Regions from separate parts of the Homo sapiens genome. Here region 2 is linked to region 1. Evidence: read pairs that join two places in POLR2A ChIA-PET (ENCODE). Cell type or tissue: MCF 10A. All regions are shown on one strand. Each heading gives the region's core, and the rest is flanking DNA. Links, peaks and the distances in the headings are about the cores only.

Region 1 (7,912 bases), core at 1,194-6,193:
CCTTCAAGATTATTGTTTGGAGTGGGCATGCTAAGACTTTGAAGGATTCTTTTATGGTTGAATAATATTTTCTTCAAGTTAAAACTTATCTGGAAAAAAGCAACCCTGTTTTACTGGGAGTGGAGGTGAAGGTATTAGCTCCAGGAAGCTCCTTGAAAATCACTGTTCTCAAACTTGAAACCAGGATTCCTATATTTTGAATTCCCCTTCAAAGTTGAAAGGGCACATGGTCTCTCACACTTAGTGGTCCTGCCTCCTTGGACTCGTCTGCAAAATAAAAATAATAGGACCTACTTATCTGGGCTATTAAAAGGATTATGTAAATTAATACATGGAAAGTACTTAGAACAGGGCCAGGCATATGGCAAGTGCTCATTAAATATCATCCACTTATACTTGTCAATATTAGGGTTACCTCCTGGGCTTCCCGTGTCACCACTTTAATTACATTCCTTCAAACACTTCTAATTTTTTTTTTTAATGTGTAAGCCAGCTGCTTTGTCCCTTTCTAGACCTTCGGTTTATTTTCTTCATAAAAAAATAGGAGTTATATTAGAAACCAAGCTTAGAAACCAAACCTAGCTAATTTGTCTTTGCATTGCCAGCCTGAGTTAGGTCCCTTAATGCTGCCATCTTTGGTTTAAAAGCTGGGGACACAGGCGAGTCTGTGTGACTTTGTAAAATTCTTAATCATCAGGACACACACAAGACTCAAGCTTCTGAAACTGAGCAGAGGAGAGGGTGATGGTGGTGGTGCTGTATCCCCAGGGTGCACAGAGCAGGTAATTGAAAGTCACATAATATTCATTATGCATCTTCAAGAGAAAGATCAGAGGGTGAGTCCATTAATCCCCCACTTCCTTCTTTGTTATAGATAACTGATGTCTTCTCAATCTTATGCAGTGTTCTTAAAAAATCATTTCCAGGTCGGGTGCAGTGGCTCACACCTGTAATCCCAGAACTTTGGGAGGCTGAGGCAGGTGTATCACCTGAGGTCAGGAGTTCAAGACCAGCCTGGCCAACAAGGTGAAACCCTGTCTCTACTAATAATACAAAAATTAGCGGGCGTGGTGGTGCACGCCTGTAATCCCAGCTACTTGAGAGGCTGAGGCAGGAGAATTGCTTGAACCCGGGAGGTGGAGGTTGCAGTGAGCCGAGGTGGCGCCATTGCACTCCAGCCTGGGTGATAGGACGGAAACTCCATTTCCAAAAAAAAAAAATCATTTCCAGACATGTCCTTTGGCCATCTCTTCCAAATGGATTGTTGTCCCTAAGCCCTTCCTATATAAAGATCCTGGAACCCACACTGTTCATTTTCTTGGAGCCTCACTCAAAGCAAAAATTTTGAGGGAAAATTTTGATTTTTGGTTTTTTTGAGACAGGGTCTCACTCTGTCATCCGGGCTGGAGTGCAGTTGCTCGAACATGGCTCACCGCAGGCTCACCCTCCTGGGCTCAAGCAATCCTCCTGCCTCAGCCTCTTGAGTAGCTGGGACCGCAGTTGTGCAACACCATGCATGGCTAATTTTTTAATTTTGTAGGAACAGGGTCTCACCATTTTGCTCAGGCTGGTTGGTCTTGAACTCCTGGGCTCAGGCAATCCTCCTGCTTCAGCCTCCCAAATTGTTGGGATTTCAGGCATGAGCCACTGTGCCTGGCCTGATTTTTATATTACAACAAAATAGATATGCAGCAGAATGCAAAATTTGCAGGTTCTAAAAGAAGTTTGAGCTTAGAGCTTTCAGTTATGTCCCTCTGGAGCAGAACTTGATCTTTTTCCTCTGCTGATTGGGGAGCAGTGGTAAGAAAGTTTGTGAAGCTAGATGAACCTGCCAGCTACAGGAATTCTGTACAAGAATCCAATTCTTGTTCCCAGCCAATGAGCCTGTTGGAGTGGAAGGGACCTTCCAATGGAAGTCACAGGGTTGGGTGTGGCAACTGAGCCTGGGCTGTGGAGATGGACCTTCCTGATTTGAAATCTTGGCTCTTCAATGGATTAGCTGTGCAACTCTAACAAACTGTCCTAACCTCTCTGGACCTCAGTTTCCTTCACTGGTAAAATAAAAATAACAATAGTACCTATATCTTAGGAGGTTTGTTGTGAAGAGGAAATGATGCAGGTAAAGAACTTAGCCTAGTATCTGAATGACAGTAAGTTTTCAGTATAAGTCACCTGTTATTGGTTATTATTTTGGGAATACATTTGTTCTCAGGGAAACGGGGCCTTCCTCAATCTAGCTGAGGAAAAACTACAGTAAAGCAAGCTCAGGGCTTGGCTGGGACAAGACAGACAGTCTGGGTCAGAGGAGGCCCGAGTTAGACAAACTTGGACCATAATTAGCATGATTTACTAGCATAGGGAGTTGGGAAAGTGTTTTGCCCGGGGCAGCACTGAAGAGAGGTGGTGAATGAACTGGATAGCAGGGGCACCATCAATTGCAGCTTTGTCACTGAAAGGAAGGACTTTATGAGGGAAAACCTGAAATGATAAATGGCTTTCAAGTTTCCTCCCAGAGCCAGTCCAGCTCCATCCCATACCCCTTCCTGGCTTTCCAGCATAGCCTATGGAAAGAGACCATGAGATGGAAAAGTTAAGTCCAGTGCAGCATAGGAAACTGTATAGAGAAAACAGGAGAAGGGCTGGCTGCAAAGTAGCCATGGCCTTGGGAGCGTGGAGTTAGGAAGGGGCCAAGAGAGCCAAGCCCTGAGCAGTCCTGGGGCCATGGCCACCCAGAAGGCTCAGGTGCATGTCCACTGGGCTAGAGGTGGCCAACAGTGAGTCCTCCTGAGGTGTGGGCGCTGCCACAGGGCTCACCTCAGACTTTCAGATGATTTTGTATTTGTTGATCTGGTTTTGACTTAGAAGTTCTTAGATTCTTTCCTTTGTATCTGCTCTCAAGCTTCTGTACATAAAACATGAATCTTGCTTAGGAAAGCCCATGTGGGGATGCAGATGCCTCTTTCTCTGACCAGTGGGTTTTGCACTTTTTTTTTTCTTACAAAAAGTGCTTTCTTCAAATAAAATCTCACATTGTGCAATAATATTATAGCTAACATATTTATTGAGCACTTAGTATGTGCCCGTTATCATGCTAAATTATTTGTGCTTTCTCATGTTGTCCCTAACACAATGCTATGAAGTCCTCTGTCATGTTACCCATTTTACAAAGGGAGAAAGTAAGGCTCACGGGTGTGACCCTTTTCAAGCTCACGTAACCCGTAAGTGGCAGAGCTAGGAGTGGGTTATCTGGGTGTATTCTGGCTCCTGCAGCCCAGCCTCACTGTGCTCTACCGTCTTCAGAATTAAAGTGGAGAAGCATGCTTAGGGATGGAGGTGGACAGAGAAGGACTGAAGCCCCATCTTCTCAACTGTCACTTCCACTCCCTTCTCTGGTGGTCCCTAAGGAACCTCTGGGAAACCCCTAAAGCCTCTCAGGAACCTCAGTTTAGAAACCTCTGCAGCTGACAAAGTATAAGCAAGATTCCAAAGCAAAGGAGGCGCTGCATGTGTGCGTGGCACATTGGCTGTCAGGGGAGGGGTGTTGGTCTGTGGAGGTTAAGGAAAGAATTCCAGAAAGAAAGTAGTGGCAAGGCCAGGGTACTCAATGACTACTGGAGGGTTGGCTACTGGAACTCGACTGGAGAAACCATCTTTTAAAAATATCATATGCATGTGAACTACATGCAGCCTCCCCCCCAACCAACTCTCCCGCCCACTTGGATACATTTTCCAGTAGTCATCGTTCTTTACTTTGAAAAAGCCACAGGCAAGGCAGGGTAAGTTCATGAAATTCTAGAGTATTTTGCAATCTGGACTGTCCAACCTCCTGCCTGCAGTGCAGCCAAGCAGAAGTCCTGCTTCAAAGAGCAGGTCAGAATCCTTTGTGGTTACCACACCAGGGCACAGATTCAGCGGCACTCTGCTCAAGCCATTTGAAGGGTTTTTGAGAACAGCTGGTTTTCCTAAATAGGCTGAGTATTCCACCCTTCCCTCTCCTAGACATCATTTGTCTAGAAGGCACATCATTTTTTTTTCTCCTTTTCCTTCCCTTCCCTCAGGTCTCAAATATCTAAGCTGTTAAAAATTCTGAACTGAGAAGCTTGAGATGGAGTTTTGTTGTTATTTTTGTTCAATATGGACAATGAAGAGAGGAGAGGGAAGGCTGTTTTTCCACCCAACAGGGAGTGGTGAGGAGTTCTTGGCTAGGGTGAGCACTTCCCAAGTGCCAGGCACGTGACTAAACACTTCGTACACAAAATATCATTCAATCTCCCCAACTCCAGGAGGCAGAGGAAAGCATATCTCAAAAAACTGGCTGCAGGTCACATGGCTGGTAAGTGGCAGTGCCTGCCCATGAACCTGGGTGAACAGGAAGCTGCCACTGCAACAATCTTTAGGAGGGCCCAGAATTCCAGATAGTATTTCCTGGGAGGTGGGTAAGGACCTCAGGAGAGGTATCTCAGAGCCTGCTGGCCATGGAGCAGGGAAAGTTGGCTGAGCAGTGCCCAGAGGCAAAGCTGGCTGTCTCCTGACCCACCCCTGCCAGAGGGGGCTTTTGTAGAAACTCCAAATGGCTGCACCTCTCTGGGTGGCAACGTCCTTGTTGATAAAAGACAGAAGGCCCCTCCTGCTAATCCTCCCACCTGTGGAGGAGAGCAGGGGCTACAAGGCTCACCCGGTGCCCAGGCAGCTCCAAGAGAGGTGTTTACTCCAGGTGAACATTTCACACCCAACTTCGACCTTTTGGAGGTCAGTGATACTGAGCTTCCCCTGAAATCCCGAGGGCCGGTGGCTACTTGAAAGCCTGGCTCCATCCCTCAGGGAGCCTTAGGAACCTGGGCCAGTCTCGAAGGCTATTTTATTTTCACTGGCCGCATGACTTGATGGGAATTTCTGTTTTCTCAGTGGGTGGTGGGAGGAGAAGGCTGTGTCTTCGATATTGCCTGATGCAGGAATCACAGAAGCTTCTGGAAGGGATCCTAGCAATGGCCTGGTCTAACCTTTCATGACGTTGATGGAAATGCGGAAGCCTCTGGCCAGAGAGCTGTGTCTGAATGTCTAAGACTTGGTTGGATTTAAGGAACTCTGGCAATGCCACTGGTGATCACTTCTGTTAACCTCATTCTTTAAAATTGTGGTAAAACATACATAATATAACACTTAATCATTTTAACTTTTCTTAAGGGTACAGTTCAGTGGCATTAAGTACATTCACATTGTTGCACAGTCATCAGTGCTATTCACTTCCAGAATTTGTTCATTATCCCAAACTGAAACTAATCCTTTTTTTTTGACCCAGAGTCTCCCCCTGTTGCTCAGGCTGGAGTGCAGTGGCATACTCACAGCTCACTGCAGCTTCAACCTTCTGAGCTCAAGGGATCCTCCTGTCTCAGCCTCCCGAGTAGCTGGGACTACAGGTGCGTGCCACCATGCCCAGCTAATTTTTGTATTTTTTCGTAGAGACGGGGTTTCTCCATGTTGCCCAGGCTGGTCTTAAACTCCTGACCTCAGGTGATCTGCCTGCCTTGGCCTCCCAAAGTGCTGGGATTACAGGCAGGAGCCACCATGCCTGCTCCCCAACCTTTTTTTTTTATCTCACTGTCGCTCAGGCTGGAGTGCAGTGGCGTGACTGCAGCTCACTGCAGCCTCGGCCTTCCGGGCTCAAGGGATCCTCCTGCCTCAGCCTCCCAAGTAGCTAGGACTACAGGCATGTGCCACCATACCAGGCCAATTTTTAAACAATTTTTTGTAGATACAAGGTCTCACTATGTTGCCCAGGCTGGTCTCCAATTCCTAGGCTCAAGTGATAATCCTGCCTCGGCCTTCCAAAGTGCTAGGATTACAGGTGTAAGCCATCACGTCCAGCTAATCCTTCAATTTTTTAAACAGTTATGTGTGCTTACCAGGTACCGGACTGTGTCCTAAACACTTCCCATATGATAACTCATTTCATTAGCATAACAACTCTACAAGGTAGCATTGTGGTCATTCCCATTTTACAGATGAGAAACTAACTGGGACATGAGAGGTTAAGATGACACAGCTAGTGTCAGAGCCAGACTTCCCATTTGGGACACACCAGGTCTTCATGACACAGAGCCGCTGCTTCACTGCCCAGGCCATTGCCTGGGGCAGCTGGTTGTAGCCCGCCCCTCCCACTGCCACCCCAACTACTTCCCAGCAGAATAGGCAGAAAGAGGGGGCTCTCATGATGGCAGGTCTGGGTTAAGTGAGGCCTGGCCTTATGCATAGGTAGAGAGAGAGCCTGGAGCTGGGCCCCACCACTGTGGGAAACATAGGGAGGGCACGGCGACTTGAAAGTTTTCATTTTCCTCCTTCAGATTTAACCTGTTAACCAAAGTTCAAGGGAAGGAGACACAGTACATTTCTCATGTCTTTCTGGGAAACAAGGTGCTTCTTAGGCCTAAAGGAGAATTGTAAGATGTATCTGTTTGATTCAAGTCCAAATGCAATGATCTAGACCTTACAGATGAGGGTGAGAGATTTCACATGTGCGTGTGTGTGTGTGCACGCGTGTGTGTATGTGTGTCCATGTGGGGTGGGGGCAGGTGTGGGATTGCATTATGTAGGTAAGTGCCTCAAGTCTGTGAGTGTGGCCTGGTCCCTGGCCCCAGAGGCAGGGGCTTCTGGTAGTGGACTTTTTGCAGTCCCTGGAGGCATGGCCTCTCTTGCACACTGCCTGCCTCCGGACACTGAGTCTGGACTCCTACATGGGGTTAACACTCAGTGAGGACTGACAGCTTGATTGGCACTTGCATGACCGCTGAGCAGCGTGTGCTCCTGTTGTGCCAGCAGTCAGCCAGGTGTGCTGTGATATGTGGTCACCCAAGCACCTCAGTGACAGAGGCCCTCAGAGGGTTTCTGGGGGCAAAGCTCGGCTGGCCTCCCTCCGGCATGGGATTTTCTCAAGGTCCCATGCTGCCTTCTCAGGTGGAGAAATCCAGGCTGAGAAAGAGGAGGGAGGGTGGGGAAGGAGGCCTGGGGAACAGTGAGGGGCTCATATTTACTGAACACTTGTTTTGTGCCAGGCTACATATTTACACCCTTTGGCTCCCTTAGTCCTTATAGTAGCTCTCATCACCCCTGGTTTAGGGAAAAAGAAATAGAAGCTCAGAGAATAATGATATATTAATATCAATAACCACAGTGTGATATCAATTATAAGATGGGTCAACTTGCATGGAGCTTAACTGTGAGGCCCAGGGCAAGTCACTTAGCCTCTCTGTATCTCAGTTTCTTCATGTATAAAATGGGGATAATAATTGTTCATCTCATAGGGCTTTGGCAAGGATGAGATGGTGCTTGGCACAAGGTTTGGTACACAGCTCGTGTTCAGTAAATGTTGGCTAAAACCACCATGACCAAGCAAACACAGCATACCAGGTCCTGGGCTAAGGGCTTTCTTTCTACTACATTGTTTAAATATCATAATAACTCCAAGAGACGTACATTTTACTTGGCAGCAAAACGAGGCTCAGAGAGGTTAGCTGAGCCGTGCACGGCCTCGAGGCCACAGAACTAGGGAGTTTGGGGGTGAGGGTTCCAGCACCTTTTATCTGCAAGAGGTTGCCCTTCCTTCCATCCAGGAGCCCTCCAGCCCTCTGCCCTGAACTCTGGTGTTCCTAGGCCCCAGCACAGCTTTGTCTTCCACCTGCGGCCAGCACCACCTCCTGCCCTAGCCCATCCTGGCTGCACTCAGATGGGCTCCTTCAAATGTACGCACCTGTCTGATGCTCAAAGGCAGGGTAGTACTCTTCATTGCTGAACAGATCAGTCCACGACATCAGGGGATCGCAGAAGGATGCATTAGGCAGGAAGGTGCTGTGTGTCACCGAGTCCAACATTACCCTGCAACAGCAGGAGAGGTCGTGAGGAGGCTGGGGTGAGGTAC
Region 2 (5,000 bases), core at 1-5,000, 160 kb before region 1:
TTCAGCAGCAAAATGGGAGTAAGAGTATATATGATGGTAAGAATCACATGATATAATACATGTGAAGCACATGGGCCGGGGTCTGGTGCTTCGTAAAAGTTTGACCCACGGTAGGTCTGTGCTGGGTATCAGAGTTGAGAATTCAGTCTCTTGGCTTCTCTGGCTGGGGAGGGAACACACATGGTTGAAGAGTAGAGAATCAGGGGTAAGACTGCCTGGACCACCACTTATTACCTGCATGACCGTGAGCAAGCTACCAAACCTCTCTGTGACTTTGTTTCTTCATCTTAAAGATGGGAATCACAGTATTCACTTCATTTACCAGTGGGGCAAATAACATCTTATGGTGTCACTCCCATTTCATTTATTTATTTATTTATTTATTTATTTATTTATTTATTTATTCGTTCATTCATTCATTCATTTTTTGAGATGGAGTCTCACTCTGTCACCCAGGCTGGAGGGCAGTGGTGCGATCTTGGCTCACTGCAACCTCCGCATCCTGAGTTCAAGCAATCCTGCTGCCTCAGCCTCCCGAGTAGCTGGGATTACAGGTGTGCGCCAGCACTCTGGGCTAATATGTTGCTCCCATTTTAGATCTAGCCATGCCCTTTCCATGTAAACCTAACAGTTCAAGCTTCTCTTGAGTGTTCTTTGGTGATCCCTCTAGATGAGTTAGCCAAAGCTGCTGTGGCTGTGAAATGAAGGAAAGTCACCATCCTAGGTGGGGCGAAAAGACATACTCCAGAACAAGGATGCTTTTACCACTAATAATAGTTAATGTCTGCATCCTCACTACATACCAGGCTCTCCCAGGAATGCTACCCACATGGTCTGGGCCCCATGCCAGACCATTTATTTCAGAATATCTGGAGGTAGGGCCTTAAGACAGACAGACAGACACACACACACATACACACACTTTTTTTCTTTTGAGACAGAGTCTCGCTCTGTTGCTCAGGCTGGAGTGTGGTGGTGTGATCTGCGCTCACTGCAACCTCTGCCTCCCAGGGTCAGGTAGTTCTCCTGTCTCAGTCTCCCGAGTAGCTGGGATTACAGGCGCCTGCCACCACACCGCCTCATTTCTGTATTTTTAGTAGAGACAGGGTTTCACCAAGTTGGCCAGGCTGGTCTCGAACTCCTGGCCTCAGGTGATCTGCCTGCCTTGGCCTCCCAAAGCGTTGGGATTACAGGCTTGAGCCACCATGCCTGGCTGACACTTTTATTTTTAAGCTATCCAGATAATACTAACGTGAATCTAGGATTGAAAACCACTGAAACAACAACCCTATCAGCTAGGAACTATGGCAACCCCATTTAACAGAAGAGGAAAACTGAGGGCAGAGACCTCAGCTATCTAGCTGGCAATCAGACAGTGACAACTCCTTCAGACCCCATCTCTTAGCCAGGCTTTGCACCCTGCCCCTCCTGAGCAGCCGAGGTCAAAGCATCCAACAGGCGGTTGGATACTCCCAAACCATTCGGACACCACTCCAGGCCCCATGCCTTCTCAAGCCACCTAAGAGCGTTCTTTTTCCGGCCAAATTTCAGACCCACACTTGACCTCCAGGAATCCAAAGCTGCCTGAAAAATGGAGTCTTGCTTTCCCAGAATTGAAGGACACAGACGCAAAGTCACAATGATCCACAGAACAATTGGACTAATTAAACAGCCCCCATTTTAATGACAGGAAACAACAGAGTTGATGATCTTTATTAAAGGCTGCTGGCTGCCTACAAAGAAGCTGGAAAGCAAAATTCAGGGGCTTTTATGGCCATCAGCCAAAGATCGTAAGACTGAAAATTAAATCTCTATTGTCTGAGTCTCTATGCAGCCCTGCTATACTGAGCCCACCCTCTGGAAGGGCAAAGAAGGGCAATATTTCAATCCATCATATGACTAATGAAGTTCAAGGTGGCCTGTCTCCCAGCCAACTTCCTATTTGTTTTTCGGAGACAGGGTCTCACTCTGTTGCCCAGGCTGGAGTGCATGCAGTGGTGTGATACCGGCTTACTGCAACCTCTGCCTCCTGGGCTCAAGCAATCCTCTCACCTCAGCCTCCCAAGTAGCTGGGGCCACAGATGTGCACCATTATACCTGGCTAGTTTTTGTATTTTTTTGTAGAAACGGGGTTTCACCGTGTTGCCCGGTCTGATCTCGAACTCCTGGACTCAAGCCATCCACCTGCCTCAGCCTCCTAAGGTGCTAGGATTACAGGTGTGAGTCACTGTGCCCGGCCCAACCTATTTGATATCTGTATGTGATTTGAGACAGACAACTAAAACCGCACTAGGATCTTTGGTGCAGTCCTGCTTCTTCCATACACAGCTTTCCCCACTTCAGTCAATGGCCACTCCCTCCTTCCAGGGCTCAGACCATAGCAACTTGGTGTCATCCTTGATTCCTCTCTCATACCTCACACATCCAAGCTGTTGGCAAGTGCCAGTGGCTGGTCCCGCTGCGTCCACACTTGATACTAAAGTCAATTTCCAACACAATAGAGAGAGTGACCTTGTGGAAATACAAATCAGATCAAGTCACTCTGTGCTTGAGTCCCTCCAATGCTTTTCAGCTTACTCAGAACTAAAAGCCAATGAATTATTACCCAATGGCCTACCCCACTAACCACCCCACCATTTCCTCTCCAACCACATCTCCTGCTACACTCGCCCCAGCCGCACGGAAGGAGCTTCTCCTTGGTGGCTCCTTGAACCCACCAGGAATGCTTGCTATTCCCTCTGCCTAGAGCTGTCTTCTCCAGCCAGGCTGGCCTCAGGTGATTCCCCTCACTCTGCCTCATTATCCACAGGGCCTGCACCCTGCCCTCCTTCAGGCCCCTTTTATTCATTTGTTGCATCACCAGCTCCTGGAACAGTGCCCAGCACACAGTCCTCAATAAATATTTGTTGGGTGAACAAACGGATGTAACCCAAACAGAACTCCTGGCCTCTCCCCTACACAGTCCTCAGACTCCCCACCCCCGCCATCATCATTTGTCTCCTCAAAGACCAGTGTGGTAGAAAACACTACTTAGAATACTTTACAAGCACCCACTGGACAGGTGGGGGACATTGCGATGCCTTCTCAGAGGCAGCCCTACCCCTGAGGCCTTCTCACCTGCTACTGAATTGGGTCCCAGCATAGTCCTGGCCTGCCCAGCTGGTACTCAAGTGGATTAAGTCCAGAAGAACAGCTGCAAGCAACTTGCTTCCAAATTGTGTCCCCATGTACAACTTTAATTACCCGGCTGCTGAGATGGGCTGAAGAAGAAACAACCAGGTCCCTGGCTTTCACAAAAGCAACTCTTTTTTTGCCATATGTTCTGCCTCTCCAGAAGATTTCATCAATTTTCAACTTGGGATTTGACGGGTAGATGGGCCGGTTGGGGAAGAGAAACAGGCAAGCCACCCCATTTCCCCAGCCTCTCATACTGACCTGCCCAAGCCCTATTCAAGCTATGTGACTGTGAAGTACATCAGGGTTCAGAGCCTGTATACCTCGGAGCATGGAGCTCCATGTCTCGGCCTTCAGCATTCCTGGCAGCCTGTCATCCTCAGTTACTCTCATTTTCCCTCCTCTTTGAAACACCGGCCCTGCCAATGGCAACAAACAGCATTTAAAAATATCCTGCTGGATTATACAGCTCTGCCTTTGAAATTCCTCACAATGCCTGTCTCTGTCCCACATCGTATAAAGAAGGGTGTAGCATATTTAATTTTTTTTTTCTAGCTGCTCCCCTGCTATAAATATCCAAGTCTGGGTAGGCGGGCTTCAAGCACATGCTATATGAAGTCACCTCGGAGCTGGATCTCACCACAGTGCCGGCCTGCCAGGACCTGGATGCAGCTGTCAAGCACTGAAGCATGAGGTCGGCCAAAAGCATGTAGCACTCATCTTTCTGGGGAAAGGGGCACAGGAAAACCCTGAGTACAGTAATCACAATTAATCTTAATATTAAAAAGACAGTGTCCAGCCCTATTACCAAGCCAGGTCTTCAAAGAGCTCGTCCAGCACCATCCTGGGTGTTTCTTTCCCAAGGATACTAATTACAGCGCTCGACCTTAGGAAAATGACTGCACAGTGTCCATGTGGGGTCTAGAAACACTATCAGAGACAGAAAAGCCCTTGGGGAATCTAGTCTGACCTCTCCACACCACAGATAAGGAAACAGAGATCCAAGAGATGGAATGATTCATGCCAGGTCACAGACGGGGCAAGCTCCACCCCAGAATTTTCTGGATCCAAATCCTCATAGCTCTGTACTGGATTGTTCCGGATGCTTGTGCACGTACACCCACTTGGTGTGTGAGCCTCAGGCTTGTGTTTATTAATAGCTCTCCTCACAGCAAATACTAATTTTCATATTTTAAAATGTACAGACTAAAAAAAGTTGTAAAGGTTTCAATAAAAGCTTGGCCTCAACTGTAGGGAGGGTTTTCGTGCACTGAGAGGCCCATTTCAACCTCTTTGAGGTCCAGTTTAATGTCTCCTCAACTCTAACCTTGTATGTCCAGGCTTCCAAGTTTAGTTTTCTTGTTTAATTTTTCCATCATGGGCCTGACTCTCCTCAGCTTACTTTTAGAAAGCAAACCATGGGCCGGGCATGGTGGCTCATGCCTGTAATCCCAGCACTTTGGGAGGCCACGGCGGGCAGATCGCTTGAGGTCAGGAGTTCGAGACCAGCCTGGCCAACATGGTGAAACCCTGTCTCTACTAAAAATATGAAAATTAGCCAGGTGTGGTGGTGCCTGCCTATAATCTCAGCTAACTGAGAGGCTGAGGCAGAAGAATTGCTTGAACCTGGAAGGAGGAGGCTGCAGTGAGCTGAGATCGCAGCACTGCACTCCAACCTGGGTGACAGAGTGAGACTTTGTGTCAAAAAAATAATAATAAAAATAAAGAAAGAAAGGAAACTGTGGGCCTCAAGTCACTAACTACAAATGACTGTGTATGTATTTTTGCAATATGTTCATGAAGTTTATCTTTGTCAAGTGACAAGA

The links. ChIA-PET counts read pairs that join two places held together with the same protein. Peaks named below come from ENCODE experiments on the same cell type or tissue, not always from the same donor. Only the 100,000 strongest peaks of a DNase experiment are listed, where the experiment ranks them.
Region 2: POLR2A ChIA-PET joins it to region 1 with 5 read pairs; 1 of 35 experiments calls an interaction of 5 or more read pairs at or near these places.

Annotation. Positions count from the first base shown.
Region 1 is chr11:34,497,885-34,505,796 of GRCh38, forward strand. It overlaps ELF5 (E74 like ETS transcription factor 5), which reads right to left. Exons shown (of 7, transcript NM_001422.4): 2 at 7,745-7,869. The coding sequence starts at 7,865. Among named protein-coding and RNA genes, the nearest start is that of ELF5, 12 kb to the right of the region's middle. In MCF 10A, for the core only: no CTCF peak of the experiment used is centred there; a DNase peak (open chromatin) is centred at 3,787.
Region 2 is chr11:34,342,559-34,347,558 of GRCh38, forward strand. The region is part of intron 1 of ABTB2 (ankyrin repeat and BTB domain containing 2); the gene reads right to left. Among named protein-coding and RNA genes, the nearest start is that of ABTB2, 13 kb to the right of the region's middle. In MCF 10A, for the core only: no CTCF peak of the experiment used is centred there; DNase peaks (open chromatin) are centred at 853, 2,323 and 2,863.